Regions from separate parts of the Homo sapiens genome. Here region 1 is linked to region 2. A link is a contact called in ENCODE Hi-C or POLR2A ChIA-PET data. All regions are on one chromosome and are shown on one strand. The core of a region is the stretch at or near the end of the contact, and the rest is flanking DNA. Distances in the headings are between cores, read along the strand shown.

Region 1 (5,343 bases), core at 348-2,847, 170 kb before region 2:
CCTCCCAAAGTGCTGGGATTACAGGTGTGAGCCACCATGCCTGGCCAGAAATTGTTAAACAACAGAGGAAGTACAATGAAGATCAAAATGACCCTCAAATTTTTTAAACTAGAGACCTTTATGCCTTGGATCACTTTAGAACAAACTAAAGAATTTCTCATGAAAACACCATTGCTTTCTTTCTTTGTGTAGATAGAGAAAGGAAGTGGGTTTCTCTTTTCCTCCTTGCCTGGCCAAATAGAATAAGCCAATTCTGATGGCCAAATCATTTTGAAAGAGGAGGATTTTAAGTTCTTAGAGCTTACAACTTCACTTCCCATCTTGAGGCTGGTTCAGCATCTAGGAAGCTTGTAAATATAGTCTGCTGACTTGTCTGTAAGCAAAGCTCTTTAGTGCTGGATCTCACTGAAAGAATGGAGGGAGCCCCTCAAAGTCATATTCCCATAGCCACTGGACTTTATCTTCCTATCCAAGGGGACCTAGGAATAGAAGTCTCATGTTGGCAAATTCAAATATTCCACGTGGGCTAATTAAGTGCCTGCTGTGGTCAACAACTGAAGAATGTTACCAGAAAGCCTAAATGGTTATTATCCTATTTTGAAGCCTTCTCACTCCCTGGCCAAAAGTTAAAATAACTGGCTAAAGAACCAGGAACTTCTCCTAAAGAGGCATCCAAAGGGAAAGTCAAATAGCTCATAAAATCCTACTCCAGTCTGTAAAACAGCGAAAGAGACACTTAGCATTGGGTGTTGTTTCCTTGGTTCTCTTTATTTTATGAGGTCTCAATAAGTTTCCTGGGGCTGCTGTAAAAAAGATTTCTTTATAGTGGTTTGTAGGCTACATTCCCCCACCCACCCTCACACACACACCCTCATTCCCGCCTCCTCTCCACACCTCCTCTCCACACCTCCTCTCCCTTTGTTTGATTTATAAAACTTTTTCCATGTCCTGTGTCCTTTTTCCATGCTCTGTCAACTGACCCTTTTGCTCAAAAGGCTTCTTTCCTCTCCAGGGCAGTGTTCACTGCTGATTGGGCCTGTCACAGTCCAAATTACAGGCTCACTGAGGCTCTCTGTTTAGACTTTTATTAACAAATGCAATATGCCAGTAATTCCTCAGAATTATCTGAAGTGGACGCTGTGGCTCTCTGTTTAGATTTTTATTAACAAATGAAATATGCCAGTAATTCCTCAGAATTATCTGAAGTGGACGCTGTGGCTCTCTGTTTAGATTTTTATTAACAAATGAAATATGCCAGTAATTCCTCAGAATTATCTGAAGTGGACGCTGTGATGTGCCGTTCAGACCTCCCTTCAGGAATGGAAACTTGATTTCTTCAGTTGCAGTTTGTGCTGGGATGGACCTCAGCTGTCAGCCTTCTTCCAGAAGTGCCCCCACTGGAGAAAGCTGCCTCACTGAAGGTTGTGCCTTCTCCCAAAGCAGCTCATACCGGCAACTCATCAACATGAAGTTCAAAGGCCCAACCTCCTCCCCACTAGCCCTGGACAATTCAGATGGCAATTCTAGCTCCAGAGCTTCCTGCGGTTACTTCTGCATTGCAGCCCAGCATTTCCTTCTGCCCAGTCGTCCTCACTTCCCCTTTTGGTCACAAGATGCTGATCCCAGGAGCTCTCTGTCATGCCTGTCCTGCACTCTGATCTCTGTCTTGGAGTCTGCTTCCCAAGGAACTCAGCCAGTGACAACTGGTGCCAAGAATGGGCTGAGATAGCAGACACTAAGATGAGACTTTGGAACTTGATCCCCTTTCACCCAACTGGCAGTGAGGACCCCTTCACTGGTGACAGGTGAAGCACAGGTAGCCCTGGCACATGGAGCAGAGCGATTTTTGAACTTTCACCACTGGTGGACTGGGGTGGTGTAGCGGTGGAAGGGACTATGCCAGCCAATGCAATGTATGAGGCCTTTAAAAAGGGACAACCATAGGACAGTAGAATTGGGTGGCCATTGCTCTACTTGACTGACACTCCAGAAAACAACAACAACAACAACAAAAACTGAGTGTGATGAATCAGCAATTCAAAGCTAAGTGGGAAAACCAGAGGACTTCCTTGGTCACATCAAAAGATGCTCTCATTCTCTCTAGAAGAAGGTAAAGAAAGCAGAACACCAGGCCAAAGACGGTTAATTCCCAACCAAGTCAGAGTGGCTATGCCAAGGCCATGGCCCCAGCCCCTGTTGGAAAGAATGGGGCCTCAACTCATAAGATGAGGACATCTGGGTTGATGATACTCACAAATCTTGGATGCCCAGGTTCCCCTGAACCCTTTGAACTTGAAGAAGTTGTTCACTCTTCCCAATGGGCTAATGCCTTCCCTTGCTTAAATGCAATTCCCAGGCCTTTTTCCTGCAAGACAGCATGTGTAATATTCAGGATCTGTTCCCCCCTCCTGTCCTGGTTAGTGGGTTAATAACTAGGGTAGAGTCACAGCACAACCCAGCCAGAGATGTACTGAACCTGCTGAGGGAGGAAAAGGACTATACGCTAAAGGCATTCTAGGACCTCATCAATATCTCCAGGCAAGAGTTAAAAGAGGACTTCTGGGACAGGAAGATGAGTGCTAGAATAAGGGAGCAGAACATAAATTTAGATAAAAGAGAGTTGTGGCGTTTTGTTTTTATATAGAGATGGTGATATGGTTTCGCTGTGTGCCCACCCAAATCTCATCTGGAATTCCCACATGTTGTGGGAGGGACCCGGTGGGAGGTAATTGAATCATGGGGGCTGGTCTTTCCCATGCTGATCTCATAATAGTAAATAAGTCTCACAAGATCTGATGGTTATACAAGGAGCAGTTTCCCTGCACAAGCTCTCTCTCTTTGCCTTTTGCCATCTGTGTAAGATATGACTTGTTCTTTCCCTTCTGCCATGATTGTGGGGCTTCCCAAGCCACATGGAACTGTAAGTCCAATTAAACTTCTTTATTTTGTACATTTCACAGTCTCAGGTATGTCTTTATCAGCAGCATGAAAATTGACTAATACAGTAAATTGGTACCAGTACAGTGGGGTGTTGTTGAAAAGATACCCAAAAATGTGGAGGCGACTTTGGAACTGGGTAACAGGCAGAGGTTGGAACAGTTTGGAGGGCTCAAAGACAGGAAAATTTGGGAAAGTTTGAAATCTCCTAGAGATTTGCTCAATGACTTTGACAAAAATGCTGATAGTGATATGAACAGTAAGTTCCAGGCTGAGGTGGTCTCAGATGGAGATGAGGAACTTGTTGGGAACTGGAGCAAAGATGACTCTTATTATGCTTTAGCAAGGAGACTGGTGGCATTTTGTCCCTGCCTTAGAGATTTGTGGAACTTTGAACTTGAGAGAGATGATTTAGGGTATCTGGCAGAAAAAAATTTCTAAGCAGCAAAGCATTCAAGAGGTGACTTGGGTGCTGGTAAAAGAATTAAGTTTTATAAGGGAAGCAAATCATAAAAGTTTGGAAAATTTGCACCCTGACAATGCTATAGAAAATAAAATCCCATTTTCTGAGGAGAAATTCAAACCAGCTGCAGGAATTTGCATAAGTAACGAGGAGCCAAATGTTCATCCCCAACACAATGGGGAAAATGTCTCCAGGGATATCAGAGGTCTTCACAGCAGCCCCTCCCATCACAGGCCTGGAGGCCTAGGAGGAAAAAGTCGTTTCGTTGGCCAGGCCCAGGGTCCCCAGGCTGTGTGCAGTCTAAGGACTTGGTGTCCTGCATCCCAGCCACTCCAGCCATGGCTGAAAGGGGCCAACATAGAACTTGGGCCATGGCTTCAGAGGGTACAAGCCTCAAGCCTTGGCAGCTTCCATGTGGTGCTTAGCCTGTGAGTGTGCAGAAGTCAAGAACTGAGGTTTGGGGACTTCCACCTAGATTTCAGAAGATGTACAGAAACGCCTGGATGTCCAGGCAGAAGTTTGCTGCAGGGGCAGGGCTCTCATGAAGAACCTCTGCTAGGGAAGTGTGAAAGGGAAATGTGGGGTAGAAGTCCCCAGAGTCCCTACTGGGGCACCGCCTAGTGGAGCTGTGAGAAGACAGCCACCATCCTCCAGACCCCAGAATGGTACATCTACTGACAGCTTGCACCATGCACCTGGAAAAGCTGTAGACACTCAACGCCAGCCCGTGAAAGCAGCCGGGAGGGGGACTGTACCCTGCAAAGCCACAGGGGCAAAGCTGCCCAAGACCATGGGAACCCACTTCTTGCATCAGTGTGACCTGGATATGAGACATGGAGTCAAAGGAGATCATTTTGGAGCTTTAAGATTTGACTGCCACGTTGGATTTCAGACTTGCATGGGGCCTGTAGCCCCTTTGTTTTGGCCAATATCTCCTATTTGGAATGGCTGTATTTTTACCCAATGCCTGCAACTCTATGGTATCTATGAAATAACTAATTTGCTTTTGATTTTACCAGCTCATAGGCAGAAGGGACTTCCTTTGTCTTGGAAGAGACTTTGGACTATGGACTTTTGAGTTAATGCTGAAACAAGTTATGACTTTGGGGGACTGTTGGGAAGACATGATTGGTTTTGAAATGTGAGGACATGAGATTTGGGAGGGACCAGGGTGGAATGATATGGTTTGGCTATGTCCCCACCCAAATCTCATATTGAATTCTCATGTGTTGTGGGAGAGACCCAGCAGGAGGTAATTGAATCATGGGGGCAAGTCTTTCCCATATTGATCTTGTGACAGTGAATAAGTCTCATGAGATCTGATGGTTTTATAGTGTGTGGGGGGGGGTGGTTCCTGCACAAGCTCTCTCTCTTTGCCTGCTGCCATCGATATAAGATGTGACTTGCTCTTCCTTGCCTTCTGCCATGATTGTGGGGCTTCCCCAGCCATGTGGAACTGTAAGTCAAATTAAACCATTTTCTTTTGTAAATTGCCTAGTCTTGGGTACATCTTTATTAGTAGTGTGAAAACAAACTAATAAAGATGGGGTCTTGCTATGTTGCCCAGGCTGGTCTTGACTTCCTGGGCTCAAGCAATCCTCCTGCCTTACTGGTATGGGTGTACTCTTTCAGAAAATAGGATTTAACTCCATGCAAGGACCCCTGGGAGATGGCATGAATGCATTGTTAGTATGGCTCCCAGGTGCATGGGAAAGTGATGGCCCCCCACTGAGTGAGGTAGAAGTGCCAGAATTGCCATGGCAGGCATTGGAAGAAGAGATAAACAGCCAGAGAAGGGGGCACCTTAAAGTGGCTGAAAGTCCAACCAGGGAACAATGTTCATGAAACAACTCAGAAGAATAACCGTTTTCAAAGCAATGAGGAATGCTTTGCTGAGATGGACACCAGCCTCTCTAAGAAGTTCAGTGGTGACTCTTCCCTGT
Region 2 (5,241 bases), core at 2,682-5,181:
CACGCCTATAATCCTAGCACCTTGGGAGGCCCAGGCAGGAGGATCACTTGAGCCCAGGAGTTTGGGACCAGCCTGGGCAACACAGTGAGACCCCATCTCTACTAAAAATACAAAAAATTAGCAGGGCATAGTGGTGAACACCTGTAGTCCCAGTTACTCAGGCGACTGAAGTGAGAGGGCCACCTAAGCTCAAGAAGTCACGGTTGCAGTGAGCTGAAATCACACCATTGCACTCTAGCCTGGGCGATGGGAATGAGACCCTCTCTCAAAAAAAAAAAAAAAAATCAGAGGGCAGGAAATTTATATGAAGGTACCAAGACAAGGACAGATTTCCTTGTAAGTGGCATAAGGAGCCATCTGCCAGTCACATTTCAAAGGGAGCTTTAAGGACATTCCATCTAAGTGATCAAGATGTCCCACTGTGTGCCTAATGGCTGAAATTCTACCATTAGGTATTCATTGCTTTGGCTATATTTTAGCATTCATTCCCTACATGAACGTTTATTCAGCAGAGTCTATGTGGCACACAGACTGAGGATACAAAGAGGATAACACTACGTGCTTTTCCTCGAGGAGATCACATTTCAGCTGTGGAGCATATATACACAAAGACAGCAGCACAATAGAGGCCTGAACAAAATGTTATAAAAACACAGAGATGGGAGCCAATAGCTTTTCCTGGGGAGTCCTCAAATCTTCACAGAGGGGTTAGCATTTAAACTAGATCTCTACCCCTTATTTAAGTCTCACTGCCTCTTAGACTGAGAACATATGAAGCCTTAGTAGTCATTTACTCCATAGTCTGAATAAGCCTCACATCTTTCCCAAGGTAAGATAGGTGCGGGCAGCTTTTATCTGGGAGAGACAGCTTTCCCTGAAAAGGAGAGTTATAAGAAAGGACTGAAAGAAAGCCTTCCTAGTATATGAAAAAGAAAAGTGAAGATGAGGTATAGCATATAAATCCAAGATTTTTCAGAATCAAGAGAGAACTGAATTCTTTTCTCTGAACCCATTCTTTTATTTTATTTTAATTTATTTATTTATTTATTTATTTATTTATTTATTTATTTATTTTGAGACAGAGTCTCACTCTCTCGCCCAGGCTGGAGTGCAATGGCACAACCTTAGCTCACTGCAATCTCTGCCTCCCGGGTTCAAGCAATTCTCCTACCTCAGCCTCCCGAGTAGCTGGGATTACAGGCATGTGCCACCACGCCTGGCTAATTTTTGTATGTTTAGTAGAGACCAGGTTTCACCACGATGGCCAGGCTGGTCTCGAACTCCTGACCACAAGTGATTTGTCCCCCTCGGGCTCCCAAAGTGCTGGTAATATGGGCGTGAGCCACCGCGCCTGGCCTGAACCCATTCTTAAGTCTCCAAAACAACTTCACTAGCACTTCCTGGTTTGCCTGACTAAATATCAAAATGCTTCGAGCAGAAGTGAAGTTGGAGTGGCAAATCCCAGAGACAGGAGAAGGGAATAGGTGAGTTTGTATTCTATCCTCTGCCCAGACTGTGCAGTCCACTTGGCTGAGGATCCTATAATAACCCAAGAGTTGGCTGAAGTAGGCCTTGGGCCTAGCTGAGCTGAGGAAGGTGAGCTTAGAGGCAAATGTCCCCACTGATATCACCCTGAAGCCCTGCTTTCCTAAAACCTAAGTTCCTGGAGGAGAGTCAGAAACCAGAGAACCATTTAAGTGCCAGGAAAATACAAAGCAATTAGTGACTTTTGCTTTAGGCAGAATCTAAAGAGGAAAAAGAAATCTTTGAGCCTCATGAAACTCCACCTCCCTGGGCCTCTTCCGGAACCACAATGTTCAGCCCACTCAGTGTTTGGCCAATGCCACTCTCTCCTCCCCCAGAACATTTCTTTGCTCCTGGAAAATCATCTGGAAACTGTCATCACCACTGTGCTGGTTGGCAGATGTCCCCCAAAGAGAGAGTGAAGCGTACCACACACTACAAGGCATTTCTGGGCTTGGACCAAGAAGGGGCGAGGGCGGAGAAAGAAGATGGCCCAGTCAAAGGGCAACACAGCATCAGCAGGGCTCCTGGGGCCAAGAGGAAAGAGATGGGACTGAGTCTGCCACCAAGCCAGGAGCTTGGGGTGCCACTCCTTACCTGCGCTTTACCTGCCTCCAAAGCACCTTGATGGAGCCGCAAGGATGGGAGGCAGCTTTCTGTGACCTGTGAGTCGTCTCAGGGAAATAGAAGGGGAATCCATGAAAGAGGCAGCAAGAGTCTCAGAACATTATGAGCCCAGAGGACAGAGCAGAGTTCACGTGGACAGAGGCTGGATTCTGCGGGAAACCAGACCTGGAGACAACAGCAGAGATGAAATCTTGTCTCCTTCAGAAGTTTAGGCACATTGTCAGCCCTCAGGCAATATTCACTGAATTGATTTATTCAAAAATCAGAATGATTTGACGTTGGGCTAAATGGGAGAGACATGACAAGTGACAGGGAAAGACAGGATGGAAAGGACATGGTGTCTCCACCACGTTGTACTTCCTCTACCCAGAACTCTACTCTGTCATCTGGAGTCCTAGAAAGATTTAGATGTAGCCACCCCATTCCCCCCATCCCTGCCCAGCCTCGTGTTCGTCCATACTTTGCAAATTTGCAAGCACCCGCAACAGCCTGCTTTGCCGCCCATGATACAGCATATATTTAATATAGTTGGGGTTCAAACTAATGCTCTACTGGGAGCTCCCTAGGAAAACTCTAGAGCCAGGTCCCTGGGGAGAAGTGGACCCTGGAGGCGTGGGGATGGGGTGAACGCCTGGGTGGAATATCTGAGCAAACCTACTCTGCCTTTCTGTCCAATCATACGGTAGAAAGCATACCTTCCAGGTACAGTATCAACCCCTCCGTCAGGGTTAGACACCACCTTTTCTCCTGGCTGCTGAGGAAAACATCTCAACCTATGAGATGTCTCCACTGCTCCAAGAAAATGAGTATTTAGGGGAAAGATTAAATGCCCATATACTTGAATCTATAGTGACCCTACCCCTAAATTATACTAGTAACTGTTTATCTGTCTCTGCTTTGCCTGTGGATATTAAGGCAGATGAGACAAAAAGTCTTCTTTTGCCAACCAAAGCTAACAGTTTGCGAGCTTTAGGGGGACCCCAAAGGGGACCAGTTTCTGTAATACAGTTGATGCCTTCTGTCTGTGTTCTGTCAGGATTCCCTCACATTTTAGCCAACCTGGAAACTAGGGAAGAAAAAGTAACAGGTTCCAGTCCTAGAACTCTGTGGAAGAAATCAACCTGCCCTTTCTCGTGGGGGTAAACACATGTGATCCAAAAGATAGTGACAGGAACACTGTTATATTTTCCGGGTCTTAATGATTTGGAAGGGGAATACTGTCCCCTCTCCTAGGCCAGTCCAAATTTCACAACCCATCCGGAAAACAAAAGGCTGAAGACAGAAAAAGAAGACATTTACTATTCCACTTCTTCCTTTTACATCAGTGAGAGAAAGGGCCTTGGGAGAAAGATGGCACAGAGAGAAACAAAAGAAAGAAAGAAAGAAAACCAAAAATCTCTGCTTTCTCAAAAATCCCTGGTCTGCCTATCTAGGCTGGGAGAGACCCCGAGGGCAGCCTGTCTCTCCTGCAGCCTTTGCAGTCAGCGACAGGCATCATGAAATTAATTTGAAATAAACAATGACAAAGCAGGAAGCTCAACGGGTCCCTGAGTTGCTTTGGGCCCCCACTCCTCCCCGAAGCCCCTGGGCTGTTTAACAAAGCCGTGGGTCCGCCTACCCCAAGCACTTTTTGTGACGTCACAGCTCCGAGGACCATCCGGGGGCTTTACTCTCGCGGAAGCCCAAAAGTTGGGGTTTGACCTCATGACCTTGGCCTTCCCGGGGGGCGGGAGGCCCTCGGGACAGGACGCGCTGTCCCCGGAGTCCGGAGCTCAGGCCAGTGGCAGTCGACCCAGCCCCCGAGACTCCCTCACGCCGCTCCAAAACCAAAACGGAGCCCAACACGAAGCTGGGTGAAGCCGTAGCTTGCAGGAGCCAGGGAGATGCGCTCTGCCCGGGACTTCCCGGGTCCTGTTGAGACGGAAAGGATCGCAGGGAAGACAGGATAATTGGTCTTTAACTCTGACCGTTACCTTCGAAATTGCACCTTACAAGCATGTCCTCTATTTCCGTGGCTTGATGGGGACACTTTCTCTGATTAAGATCCGGAATAATCACCCACCCAATGGGATCTCTTAGAGGGAAGCGCTGGTTAGAATCCCTCCAGGCTGAGATGCAATCATCGCCATTGAGCCTGCCCTCCCCTAGGGAAACCCCACAAAACCATCCTGAGAATCTCAGCCCTCTTTGGTCGGTACCTGAGACTGCATAGACCTAAACTGAAAGGTGATCGAAGGGGAGGAGCAGTTGCTCGTGCGGAGGAAGCTCTTGGGGCCGAAGTGGCCCCGGCCGAGTATGTCGCAAAGGAGGCACCACTGCGTTGAGCGCTTACTGTATCTTTACTTTTAAATCACCAAGGCAAAATCACCTTCAGCTAAAAATGCCTGAAAGACTTTTTAAAATAGTGGGAGTGGGCGTTAGGGGGAAGAGATGGCCTAGGAAATTTTCCGCAGGGCGTTCTAGGGATGAGTTGAGGGAAGCCGCATGACGCGCGGCTCCCCGGTGCCACAGCTAAGGACAGATATTTTCGCAAAACCCAGAATGAAAAAAGAGCACGCTCCCTTTGGGAGCGCTGTCCCTTTGGGACTGGGGCCTTCCACTCCCACCCCTCCTTTTTCCCTGATCGGCTCCGCAGCTCCACGACAAGCCAGCTGGTCTGGTCTCTGACTTGGGCTCCGGTCCGTACCCCCGGGGCGCCCTGCTGTGTTACAGCCGCCCGACGCCCCCAGACCCGGCCAGGTCACCAGGGCAGATTGGAGGTTCGCGCCCCCTCACCCGACACCTCCCGTCCACCTCATCTTTCTTTTTTTCGAAAACAGGAAAGGGAAGAAAACTGAAACGGGCCTCTTGGTCTGCAGTTTTAGCGGAGTCGGGATTCCACAGCCCTGAGTGGCACATGCCGGTCAACTTCCCAAAGTCGGGCTCCCGTGTGGGGAGAAATACACACGCAGGAATGCACAAGCATCGCGTGTTCGCAACTGTCGCTGGGAGGTCTGGCGGCTGTGATGGGACATGCACTCACTCGGGCAACACGTCCACAGGTGACATCTATTCGATCAGTCAACAGATATTTATTGCGCACCTACGACG

What was found. Hi-C counts contacts between places; a loop is a spot of excess contacts on that map. ChIA-PET counts read pairs that join two places held with the same protein, here RNA polymerase II (POLR2A). Pooled maps may share reads with other maps.
Region 1: a pooled map of right lobe of liver shows a loop between it and region 2 (2.1-fold over the local background). The contact joins the enhancer-like site here to the promoter of SOX9-AS1 in region 2. A Hi-C loop is called at or near these places in 11 of 168 maps with a recorded cell type or tissue (CD4-positive, alpha-beta memory T cell, Caco-2, HepG2 and 8 more), 22 of 37 single-sample maps with no recorded cell type and 17 of 50 pooled maps. POLR2A ChIA-PET finds 5 or more read pairs at or near these places in 1 of 52 experiments (WTC11).

The regions. Positions count from the first base shown.
Region 1 is chr17:71,941,259-71,946,601 of GRCh38, forward strand. No RefSeq gene overlaps it. Among named protein-coding and RNA genes, the nearest start is that of ROCR, 82 kb to the right of the region's middle. Within about 2 kb of position 1,598, at least 2 of the 41 ENCODE cell types and tissues checked have a DNase peak (open chromatin) inside an H3K27ac peak, as active enhancers do.
Region 2 is chr17:72,112,085-72,117,325 of GRCh38, forward strand. It overlaps SOX9-AS1 (SOX9 antisense RNA 1), which reads right to left and starts at 3,932. Exons shown (of 7, transcript NR_103738.1): 1 at 3,770-3,932; 2 at 2,122-2,316.